Linked DNA regions of Homo sapiens: regions 1, 3 and 4 are each linked to region 2. Evidence: chromatin contacts called from ENCODE Hi-C data. All regions are on one chromosome and are shown on one strand. Each heading gives the region's core, a stretch centred on a gene start or an enhancer-like site at or near the end of the contact. The rest is flanking DNA. Distances are from core to core; before and after follow the strand shown.

Region 1 (2,727 bases), core at 147-2,646, 6.8 Mb before region 2:
GAGCTTCACAAATATTAATTCATGTAATCTTCAAAACAACACCGTAAAGTATACACTATTACAATTCTGAGGAAATTGAAGCACAGATTGCTTAAACTCGTTCAGATTTAAGTGGCAGTCAGGATTCAATTCCACTTAATCTAGGCTCGAAATTCTTAACCACTACACTACACCTCCCTCAGTCGATCCAAGATATACCCAAAATAAACTCATGCTGCCAGACCTCAAACCACATCTGGCTGGTACCAAAAACTTCCACTCATGAATTTCCTGGAAAAAAAGAAATCTCCACTCCTACCCCAGAACCATTAAACATATCTAAACCCTAAAAAACAAATAAAAACAAAGTATGAACATTAATCTCCAGCACGGGTATTTCCATATCATCAAGATCCTTAGAAAAACAGCGCTCACAGAGTAATTGAATTTGCAGCCTACAGTTAACTAACCATGTGTCTAACTATAGAACAGCATGAAGTGGGCACTAACAACGGGAAATCTATTAATTAGGTCCCCTGCCGTTAACTAGGTAGGGAAATCCTAAGGCCCAAATCAATGAATAAATAGATCATTCCTAAGCAGGATTTTAAACGGAAGGAACTCGAATGCATTTCACAGAAACAAAGCAGCAGCACGAACTCACAGGGAACCGGCTTTTAGAAGAGCAGCAGCGATTCGTTTCTCCTTCTCAAGCGCCTTCTCTGGAAACTGGCAGGGCTGGGGAAGCAGGCAGAGTTCAGGACACCCCAGGCTTTTCTTGACTCGATTGGAACCCACCCTCCACGCTTCCCTGGCCCCAACTAACCGCCACCTGCATGCACAAATGGAAACGACAGGGCAGAGGGTCAGCAGTCACCCGCGTCTGGGTTCGCAGCTCCGGGTACGCTGTAGTTCCGCACCCGGTTGCCCACGCCCGGGACCACCCACTGTGTCTTTTCGGAACTGTCCAGCGTGTCCTCCTAGACCCCAGACACCCACCCCAAATCTAGGTCCCAGCGTTTTGCAGGGGACCTTCATCCTGGGGCGTTCACCTCTGACTTCCCTCTTGGGCCTTTTCGCTACGGCCGAGCCTAAGTGGCTGAAGCGCGGACGAGGATGCGCGGGGCCTCGGTCTCCAACTGCACCACAGGCCGCACCCACGAACCTGGTCCGGCACAGTTACTACCGCCCGGGCCTCCAGGCCTCAGGGCTGCAGAAGCTCAGTCCCGGGAAAAAAAGCACACCGGCCTGAGGCTCCACAGGAACCTTTTCTCCACCTTGGCCCGGCCTGCAAAACCTGGCCCACTCCGCGCTCTTTTCCCTCAGAAAAGCAGCGGCCACAGTGGCGCCCGGCTCCCAGCCCCAGCCTCACCCGACTCAGAGGATAGCCCAGCCCTGGGAGTCAGCGGCGCCAGAATACGGGAGAGCGCCTGTCTCCGTCGCGAATGCGCTAGCGCGCGGGGGGGCGGAGGCAAGTCCCGCAGCTGCTCCGGGCCGGGAGGGGCGCGTGGGGCCGGGTCTCGGCGGGGATAGTCGGGCCGGGGAGACGGAGCCAGAGGGGCCGCAGTGTCCCTCGCCTCAGGCCTCTACCTGTAATGGCCGCCCCGTGACTGACCAGTGCCATTAAAGATAATCCAGGCCTGCTCCCCTGTGGACACTGCGGTCCAAAATTTAAAAAAACAATATTCCGCCTTTTTATTTTTCATTTGGTTCTCGGCTCGGAGACAGGCGGAGGCTGCGAGCCCCGCCCCGCCCCCAGCGACGCCTCACCGGAACCTTTGGAAATCGGCTTCTGCCTCGAGTGCGCAAGCGCGCGGGGGGCGAACGCTGGGGCCCTTCAGGGAGCAAGGGAGAAGTGTGGGGCCGCACCTGCCGAGGGGTCGGGAGGTTTGGAGGAGGGTGGAGGTTGGCTACAGGATCCCGATGGGGATGGAGTGTTCAAATCTAGGCCTGTAGCCGTGACCCTGGCGTGAGTTGGATGGAGGAAACCCCAGTATCGCGAGCCTGGACCAAGGCGCGGCGCGTGCTGCCTGTGGTGTTTGCTGAGTGACGGCCGCCGCGCCCCCGCGTACCTGGACCGAGTGCCTGGCCGCTGGCGGAGTAGTGTTTCCGTGCACGGGGCTGCTGCGTGCGCGTGTGCCGTTCTCTAGCGGGGGATTAGGATGGTGCCGCAGAGAAGGCTGCGCGGTGGTGCCTGACTCTGACGCTGGCTGTAGCGGGTCTCTGGGGTCTTTGCGGTTTGTGTCTGCGTTTGTGACGTACCTGACATCGGATCTGTGACTGTGGCTCTGCCTCATCCAGCGTTATTTCCAGAATCCTTCTGATAGGGCAGCGCTTCTGGTTCTGGTTTTCCATGGAGACGGTTTGTGGGTCCCTATGAAACTGAGTGTTGGGATTTTGATTATCTGCATCTGGCCCTTGTGTGCCCTCAGGACTGTGGTGTTAGGCAAGTAAAATAATTGCAGGAAAAAAAATTGGAAAGGAATAAGGTTGCTATTACTTCCAAATGATGGAATTGTAGGACTGTGTCAGAAAATTGAATAGGACACCATGAAACGGGAGGGAGAGGCATTTTATTTTCTTCCATACCTGGTCTTGGAATATTCTAACAAATGAGATTTGTTTTTTCCCCTTTGTTCCTGGATGAACTCTTGGATAAATTCAATGTCTCCAAGCATTCTTGGATAGTAAGTTTCTTTGATCTTTAGTTGAAAGATCAGCCTCATTTTCGTAGCTAAAAATACCTTT
Region 2 (3,030 bases), core at 526-3,025:
CTAGGACTGCCCATGCCTCCCCAATCTGCCCAAATGCCAGCACACGTGCAGAGTGTTGCTGGAGCAGCCCCGTGCCTCCTAAGACCAGATCCAAACTGGAGCCCCCAGGCCTCTATTCCACAGCCACTGCACACGGGCCACCCACCTAGACTCCCTCCTACTGATACAGCCACAGAGCAGGTTCGTGCTCACAATCTGCATCCAGGACCTGGCTCCTCTGCCCGTCTGGGGGCACACCATGCTCCTGAGTCAACAATCTACATCCCTCACCCTGTGTCTCAACCTGCCTGGGACATCTCAGGTACCCACAGCCTCTGTGTAGGTTCTGGGGTCAACTGCCCCACTATTTGCCCGCAGCCAGGACACTACAACAACTAAACAGTAGCTTGAGCATACAGCTCCATAATCAGCCCCAGGACTTGGGCACTCGCCAGCGTGGGGGTTCTCGAGCCTACGATACAGCAGCTCAATGGGAACTGGGCCCTTTGTCCTTCTCTTGCCCAATCATGACGGCCTGGGTGTTGTGCAGTCAGCTCTTCCCGGGACCAAATCTGCAGCACAGGCTCTGTCCCTCTACTAACCTGCACATTCTCACGCCTGCAAATAGCGTACCCAAGTAAAGGTCTCAGCAACACCTGCTTCATAACGATGCTGGCAACATACTGCTTCCTCCCCAGCTACCAATTTGATGGCAGCTGTTGCAGCTCTGTCCTTCCTGGACTTAAATTCTGTATCTCCAACCCGGAGTCTCTGCCCATCTTGAATGCTCTAGAGCTCTGCACTATCCTACATAGGTCCCTACTATCAGTTCAAGTTTCTGTTTTCCATTCAGACACCCCCAGGACGTGCAGGGGGCCCTCTGCCCAGAACCTGTTTCTAGGCCCTGATACCCTCCTTCAGCCTGGGAGTTTGCTGCCCATGGGTAATTCCCACCAAGGGTTCACTAGCAACACTGCCTCTTCTGGCACAAGAATCTGCAACTCCAATCTGGTCTCTCCACCAACCACAGCGCCCCCAGACCTTGGAGAAGCGCGTTGTCTGCTCTAGGGGCCCAGAGCCACCTGCTCGGAATCTTACCTACAACCTTTTGCTTCCTACCCAAATACCTGATCAAGAGTAAAGGGACAGTGGCACAGCCCCTCCTCTCCAGAAACCACAATCTGCAATGGAGCACTCCATCAACCCGGACATCCTCAGGCCTCCACTAAATAAGCCCGGCATTGGAGGAGGGGAGTTCTCAAGATGTCCCCTTACATCAATGCATGTGCCCTGTGTTCCAGCAACCTGGGCATCCTCAGGCCCCAGACAAGAGCACCACCTGACCAAGCACCCGCGCATGCACGCAGAGGACAGTCGCGGAATATACAGCTGTATCAGTAACTCCATCAACCCCGGTGACCCGAGGCTAAAGCGCCACCCGCACAGATACCAGGTCTCCCCGCTACACTCACCACCGCTTCCAGCTTCCCGCGTAGACCCTGCGCATGCGCGCATCGGACACCAAGCGCTGCCCCACGCCCCTACCAACCTGGGCGTCCGCTGGCCCGCAGCCCAGGCTGGGCCTGTCACCGCCTCAGTGCCTAGCACGGCTCTGCGGCAGGACGAACTCGGGTTAGGCAACCCCCTGCCCCGATTCTGCAACACGGCCGACTCGGGTTAAGCTAGTTCGGTCCCCTCTCCTAGTCAGCATCCGCAAGGCCGCTGGGGGTTAAGTCTGAAGGGCCGAGCTGCTCGGCGACAGCAAGCGTCCGCGCGCGGGACAATGGCTGCTCTTGTGGCCGAACCCGGAAGTGCACTTGGGCTCGGAGAGCCAGAACTACAATTCCCAGAAGCCTCCGCGGCGCGGACGGTCAGTAGGCGGGGTTCCGGCTTCTCCAAGGAAGTGGGGCGGGGGACCGGGCCAGAAGCTAAGAGGGCGTCCTCGTCCGGGGCCCGGGGGGGCGCCACACCTGTGCATGTGCAGGTCTAGGGGGAGCACTAAGACCAGCCGCGGCGCCGGGAGGCCGAGGCCAGTGCAGCGACGCATGGGGAGTCGCTCTGGCGTGACGTCAGAATCCAATAGAAATGGCGGGGACCCTTTCTGGGTGCCCCCTGCCTGTCAGACGCTGCGCGCGACCCCTTGTCTCCTCTAGTCCTAGGGGAAACCTGTGAGACAGTTGCGACATCCCCATTTTACAGTGGAGGGAGCGTCTACCGAACCCTTCAGGAATCTATGTTTTTACATTTAATAATACTAAAATATAATCATTTTATTTTTAAATTTTGAGTTCTTTCTCTGCCTATAAGGCCTGAAGGATCTGTTCCCCCCACCTCTCCCCTTTTCTCTGTTTTTGTTTTGTTTTGTTTTGTTGTTTTGAGACGGAATTTCGCTCTTGTCGCCCAGGCTGGAGGGCAATAGCGCGATCTCGGCTCACTGCAACCTCCACCTCCCGGATTCAAGCGATTCTCCTGCCTCAGCCTCCTGAATAGCTGGGATTACAGGCGCCAGCCACCACGCCCGGCTAATTTTTGTATTTTTAGTAGAGACGGGGTTTCACCACGTTGGCCAGGTTAGTCTCCAACTCCTGACCTCAGGTGATCCGCCCTCGGCCTCCCAAAGTGCTGGGATTACAGGCGTAGTCCCCTTTTCTCTTTGCCCTCATTTCTTGCCCATTTGCTTGGCACATTTTCCCCATTCTCCAACAGATCCAGCAGACTCCAGCCCCTGGTCGTTTGCAGGTGCTCTTTGCACTCCCTAGCAGCCTCTCCTGAGGGATTCATTTGGCTCTCACCGTCTGGTAATTAGGGGAATATCATCTTCTCATGAGGCATTGCCCCACCACCCGTTGTGAACTTGCAAGCAAACGCTTCCCTCCCCACATGCTCTGTGCCTCCCCCTTCATCTTTTATTTTTTTCTCTAAAGAACTTTTCACTATCTAGCACACTATATATTTTAATTATTTATTTGGTCTACTGTCCGACCTACCACTACGATGTCAATTCCATAAGGAAAAGCATTTTATCGATGTTGATCACTGCTGCATCCCCAA
Region 3 (3,067 bases), core at 212-2,711, 7.0 Mb before region 2:
GAGGGCTTAGTTCCTTGCTACCTGGGCCTCTCCATAGGCTGTCTCGGTATCCTCATGACATGGCAACTAACTTCTCTCAAAGTGGGGGCAGCAGCCTTTAAGACAGAACTCAAGGTGCCATTTATTATATTTAATCTCAGCAGTGACATCTATCACTGCTACTGCATTCTATTAGTCTCACAGTCCAACCCTGGTACAATGTGGGAGGGAACTACATAAGAGTGTGAATAGTAGGAGGTAGGAATCATTGGGAAACATTTTGAGGTCAGTTATTGTATCAGTTGCTAGGATGACCAGTTGGAATTAGGATTTTTTTAAAAAGCCATTTTCATAAGACAAGGCAATCTTTTCTAGAGATGTTCCAATACCTGTGATATGCGGAGCACTGCGCTAGGTGGTATTCAAGGCAGGCCTGTAGTGAATGCTGTTGGACCCAGCCACCACCCCTGAGCAATCATATGCAGACCGCTGGCTTCTTAACTGCAGACACCTACAGACTCAGCCTAAGACTTTCCCACGAGGCAGGCTCGAAGTGCTGGAGCTTTAACACCTCTGGAGTGGCCCTAAAACAATTAGGAAGAGAGATGGTGTAGACATATGTAAGCTTCATCGGCCTGGTGGTTGTGAAAACTTGGAAGTGGTTTCTACACAATCCCCCAGAGGTCCCAAGCTGACTGAGCCCTCATTGATCCAGAGCTAATCTGCTCACCTATGCACTGTATATTCGTTCCCATCGCTCCCGTCTCACTTCTCCATCCCCCACCTACCAAATAAACTGCTTGCACTCATTCTTTCCTCAGGTCGGCTTCTCGGGCAAGCCTCCTTAGGTAAAAACCTTGCTTTCAACATTTCCTTTCCATTATGCGCTAAGAACTCTGATCTCTTCCCGCTGCGGCAGCCCCGCCCTTTCCTTGCGGCTCCGCCCTTTCCGTGAAGTCACGCCCGTCCTTAGGCTGTCTCTGTCTCCCTAAGAGCGAGTCTCTTCGCTGCTCTCTAACTCCTAGAGCTGGCTCAGAAAGAGTTTCACATTGCCATAGGGGAGCTCCTAGGAGAGGCTGCACCCATTGCACGTAAGAAGCGGTAAAAATGTACGCGGCCATCTTACCAGGCTGCCGGAGACAAAGAAAGCTCAGCTTTGATGTCTGGGCGCCACCATGTTGGCCACAGGAGGTTTTGGCATCTGAGATGCTGAGTTAAGAGCAGAGACGACATCTCTGTTTAGGGATCCAGGGACACTTCCTTCTCCTTGTCCTAAAATAGCCTTATCTTTTGGTCTAGCAAAGGGCTTAATCATCCGTTTTACGGCACAGTTTTAAACATGGCCGCCCCAGGTAGGAGTCAAGTGGGCGTCGCCATCATACCTCCAATTACAGCTTTGAGAAACCCAGAATCCTGTTCACTGGAAGGTTGCCGGGTGGCGGCTGACAGCCTCAAAGTCGCAATTGAGTCTGCGCACCGGCCATTCAGGATGGGACGACCTTATACCGCGGTGAGGCGGCGTGGCAGGACGACCAATTTCAGATTCAGGGCGCGGATGCAGCATAAATGGGAAGGCACGGTTTGAGAAACGGTCAAACCTGGGACTAGTGGAGGATAGTGAGCTGCCGACTACGGTGGCCGACTGGGTCAGCTATGGGTGCCCGTGAGGGTCAATGACAAGGGAACTGAAGGGTTAAGAGATTCGGCGTCTGAGCCTCGCGGGGCCTCAGTGGTGGCGGACAGAGGTTTGCGGGAGTCAGTGGCACGGTCTCTGAAGAAGATGGATTGGGAGTGTGTGGGAATCAATAAATGCGAGTTCTGTGAAATGTCTTGATTTTCAGGGTGCATGGGGTCAGTAATAGTGGTCTTCATGGGTCTGGGGTCAGTTGGGATTTTTCAGACACTGGTTTAGAGATCTTTAAGGTTAATGATCGGAGCCCGAGAGGATCAGTGATCGGAGGTTCTAAGTTCTGTGGGCAGTAATAGTTTGGGTACTGGAATTGGTGATTGTGGAAACTTTGGGGTTCAAATGAGGGAGGTCAGTGGTGATGAATGTTTGGAGAAATGTTTTGGGCCATCGGTGATTGAGACTTACTTCATATCATCGGTGGAGGATCGGAGAGTATTAACGATTGGACTTTTGTAGATCAGGGAATGGAGAATAGAGTCAAGTGTGCTTATCTTAAAGGTACGCCTCAATGAGGCTCAGTGATTCGGACTGTCACTTGTGGGTGGGAGTGGGACTGTGAGAATCAACAATTGATCCTCAGTCGTTGGGATATCATTGGCAATCAGTGTGGATTCATGATTGGGGGCTGTGTAATTTCACTGGCAATCAGATCGGATCGGTGTTCTTTGTAGTTACTGACCTGTAGTCTCTCCTGGTCAGATTTGAACATAGGGGAATATCAGTGACTATGAAAACCTCTGAGGGTTGGAGATTGGAGGCCAGTGATTGGGGGCACTATGCGTGTCTGATTAGGAGACTTATAGGGGTTGGTGTTGAGGGTCCTGAAATGTGGAGATTGGGGATGGGAAAATCACAGATTTGAGGCTGCAAGCCTGCATAGCGGGAACACATTTCACTCAGGTGACACTCCCTAGCTGAATAGCAGCCAGTTCCTCTCCACCAAGGCCCATCTGAAAACTCTTTTTTGAACCCACACCCTTTTTATTGTTCTCTACAATAATGAAAATAATTTGAAAGGATCGCGTGCTAAACTTATCTAAAGTAACATGTTACTAAAGACGTGGCTTCTATTCTTGTTAGGGATCTAATGCATATTTTTTCCTAATGTTTCCTTTAAGGCTCTTTCTGGCAAAGGTAATGACATACGCATCTGTGCCAGCATCCCAAGAGTGAGGCTGGTTTCTGGAAATCCATTCTGACTCTGTGACAGCGGGGATGGATGTGACCTTGCCCGTGGTTAGAAAACAAATTTACTGAGTAAGTATCTAAAATGATAATGTAGGCTGTGTGCAGTGGTTCATGCCTGTAATCCCAGCACTTTGGGAGGCTGAGGTGGGTGGATCATTTGAAGTCAGGAATTACTAGCCTGGTCAACATGGTGAAACCCTGCCTCTACTA
Region 4 (2,923 bases), core at 354-2,853, 6.8 Mb before region 2:
TTCAGGGGGTTTGTGATGTCCCTTATGCCCATAAGGGCATTGGTCTACAGACAGTACACCAATGACCGAGAATTCCTATTTTGGAAAACTTAAATTCTGGCTCACTTCCTTCACATCACGGCTAAGTTCATATTCTTGTTGCTTTTGATCTACAGAAATCCAAAACGGAATATCCAAAATTGCCTCATAATACTTAGCGCTTATGTTTCCCCCCTCCAAGGCTGCAGGCGCGTAATTTCATACACACGACCAGAAGGAAGTATGTTGGATGGAACCTGCAATCATCCTTCACTGCAGGTTCTTGGGGTCAGAATTCAAGGCCGTGTTTGTTAAACATGTAAATGAAACTCCAAGAACCGGGAGGTGGGGGCGGAGTAACAACCCTTTTCAGGAGGGAATCCTACACTCGAAACTGACAAACCCTGCCAGACCAAATTTTAGTCAGGCTACTACACCTTCAGCTAGGCCCATCTGTACACTTCACTGTAAAATCTGGCTATAGCAAAGAACTATTCTAAGTCAGTTTAGCAAGACCCTTTCGCCTCCGTATCTTCATCCTCCACCGTCCCCCAGGTCTCTCTCTCCAGAAATAATCCTGTTAGGTGCGTTTAGTCAGAATCTTCCTTAACCCAGACATTTCCTCTTAGTAATTTCTCATCCAGTGATCCCTAACCTTCTTGGCTATAAATTCCCACTTGTTCATGCTGAATTCGGAGTTGAGCCCAATGTCTGTTACCCACTGCAAAATCTCACAGCCGGGATCCCAATACCTACCACCATGGTCCTGAATAAAGGGTTCTTTGCATGCTTTAACAAGTGTCACTGAATACTTTTTTATTTAACAGAATCTATCATACCTTTCTTAAGGGCAATTACTCTTCTAAGCTTCTCATCCTATCTGTTTCTTCTCACTGGAAATCTTCATCTAAGACTCAGTATCTGATTTCCCATTGGGACCATTTCTCTGTTGTAGTCGTACTAGGCTGAGGAAGGCACAGGAAGCAGCAGGGAACCTGGAGCCAAGGGTCAATAGACCCCACAGAGCCCAGCGAAGCACGCTTTACAAAGGACACACACGGCATGTACAGGTCACACAAGGTCGACTACGCACCCCTCACAGTCCCGCAACTGCACCCACGTCACACAGGCAAGCCGGTCCTGTCGCCGCTGCGCGGTCTCTCACGCTCCCCGCCTGTCTCCTAGAGACGGGCCCCTCCTCCGCAGCTCCAGCACCCTAGGGCCTGAGGAGGCGGGAGACTCGCCCGGCCCGCCTGGGGGCCTCCGCGCTCTGAGCGCCTCCTGCAGCCCCACTCTCACCGCCACGCAGGGTACCACGCGGGCGGCGGGCTGGGGCTGCAGAGGCTCCCGCAGTGACCTGCGCCGCCTTCTTCAGGTGGAACCAAAAGGTCCCGGAACCGGAGCCAGGGGTCCAAGTTTTCTCCGTTGCCTTTGTAATATGTAGTCCAAGCCAGAACAGTCAGGACCGCAGGTACCGGTGAGAAATGGAGTCCAGAATCCTAAAAACCTACGAGAAATACGGCAGCGACCACTTGGACCGCGCCTCCCACCCACCGCTCGAGCCCCGGAGACTTCTGGGAGTGGCCGCCTTGCCTCGAGTGCGCATGCGCAGATCGGCCACTACTGGGCCCCTGGCCTGAGGCTTAGGGTGGAGTTAGTGCGTTCTTAGGGCCAGTAGGAGGCGAGTCTGAGTAGAAACTGATCCAGGTAGCCTCGGAAGGGATCACCTGCTGGATGGGTGTGAGCTCCTCAGGGTGGGGCGCCGAAACCCTCATGGCTCCTGAGGTAGAGCCGGCCTCCTTGGTAACACATGGGACTGGGACTTTTAATACCACCCGACAGGCCCAGCTTGTCTCGTCAAGCGCTAAGTAAATGGACTCACGTCCTATATGAGGGTTTGAAGTTCCATCACATTCTTCAATACATGACATTATGTTCTTCATCTTTGGACACGAATATATTTGACTAAAAATTTGACTAAAAAATCATCTGAAGAAATAACTGCTAAATAGTTTTATTATTTTTGTTCTGGAATAGGCTTCTTGAAGATAAAATAAGAAATTTAAAAAATTTTTTTGATCCTTCATGTAATACTTTGTAAATCTTCATAGTTATTTAGAAGCATCCAAAATTTCCAAATGGTAAAAAACGAATAAGAAAAATTTTTAGGTAAGTAAATTTGGGGGAAATATTTACAACAGCTAAAACGGACAAATATTTAATAGTCCGAATTTCCTGTTTCTTTGGCTTAATAAAATATTGATGAATACAGGCTGGGCACGGTGGCTCACGCCTTTAATCCCAGCATTTTCGGAGGCCAAGGCAGGAGGATCAGTTGAGGCCAGAAGTTCAAAACCAGCCTAAGAAACATAGTGAGACACCCCTCTCCTCCTCCCAAACTCTACCAAAAATGAAAGTTAGCCTGGTGTGGTGGCACACGCCTGTGGGCCCAGCTATTCCAAAGACAAAGGTAGGAGGATCAGTTGAGCCCGGAAGTTCAGGCTTCAGTGAGGTATGATGGTGTCACCGCACTCTGGCCTGAGCAACAGAGCAAGACCTTGTCTCAAAAAATAAATAAGTAAAATTAATTTAAAAATAAAAAATATTTGTCTATACCCTAAGAGGAAAAGGAACAAAACTAAAAAATCACCATTCAAAAATACAAATAGTCAAGGAAAAAAAACTATTAAAGTTACAATTTAAGAACTTATTGATCACTTTTTCTTCTCTTAATTAGTTCTTGGATTTGTTGCTCCTGAATCTCCTGAATAATCTCTCAGAAATACCACACATAGATCAATGGATTAAATTGACTCCACATATTATTTTCTTTTTCTTTTTTCTCTTTTTGAGACGGAGTTTTGCTCTAGTTGCCCAGGCTGGAGTGCAATGGCACGATCTTGGC

Evidence for each region. Hi-C counts contacts between places; a loop is a spot of excess contacts on that map. Pooled maps may share reads with other maps.
Region 1: a loop to region 2 is called in a pooled map, with 14 times the contacts of the local background. The contact joins the promoter of ZFP30 here to the promoter of ZNF180 in region 2. A Hi-C loop is called at or near these places in 6 of 50 pooled maps.
Region 3: a pooled map shows a loop between it and region 2 (8-fold over the local background). The contact joins the promoter of ZNF793 here to the promoter of ZNF180 in region 2. A Hi-C loop is called at or near these places in 3 of 50 pooled maps.
Region 4: a pooled map shows a loop between it and region 2 (9-fold over the local background). The contact joins the promoter of ZNF607 here to the promoter of ZNF180 in region 2. A Hi-C loop is called at or near these places in 3 of 50 pooled maps.

Annotation. Positions count from the first base shown.
Region 1 is chr19:37,654,069-37,656,795 of GRCh38, forward strand. ZFP30 (ZFP30 zinc finger protein) reads right to left here and starts at 1,397. Exons shown (of 6, transcript NM_001320669.3): 1 at 1,352-1,397; 2 at 644-811. RefSeq lists a silencer at 1,353-1,542 and enhancers at 1,566-2,553, 1,953-2,002.
Region 2 is chr19:44,498,747-44,501,776 of GRCh38, forward strand. ZNF180 (zinc finger protein 180) reads right to left here and starts at 1,776. Exons shown (of 5, transcript NM_001278509.3): 1 at 1,529-1,776. RefSeq lists enhancers at 1,046-1,544, 1,532-1,581, 1,545-2,045, 1,592-1,651, 1,662-1,871 and 2 more.
Region 3 is chr19:37,505,478-37,508,544 of GRCh38, forward strand. It overlaps ZNF793 (zinc finger protein 793), which reads left to right and starts at 1,462. Exons shown (of 8, transcript NM_001013659.3): 1 at 1,462-1,489; 2 at 2,788-2,926. ZNF793-AS1 (ZNF793 antisense RNA 1) reads right to left here and starts at 1,610. Exons shown (of 3, transcript NR_110723.1): 1 at 1,362-1,610; 2 at 369-563. RefSeq lists enhancers at 380-1,171, 1,172-1,963, 1,529-1,678.
Region 4 is chr19:37,718,158-37,721,080 of GRCh38, forward strand. ZNF607 (zinc finger protein 607) reads right to left here and starts at 1,604. Exons shown (of 5, transcript NM_032689.5): 1 at 1,112-1,604. RefSeq lists silencers at 1,106-1,195, 1,256-1,365.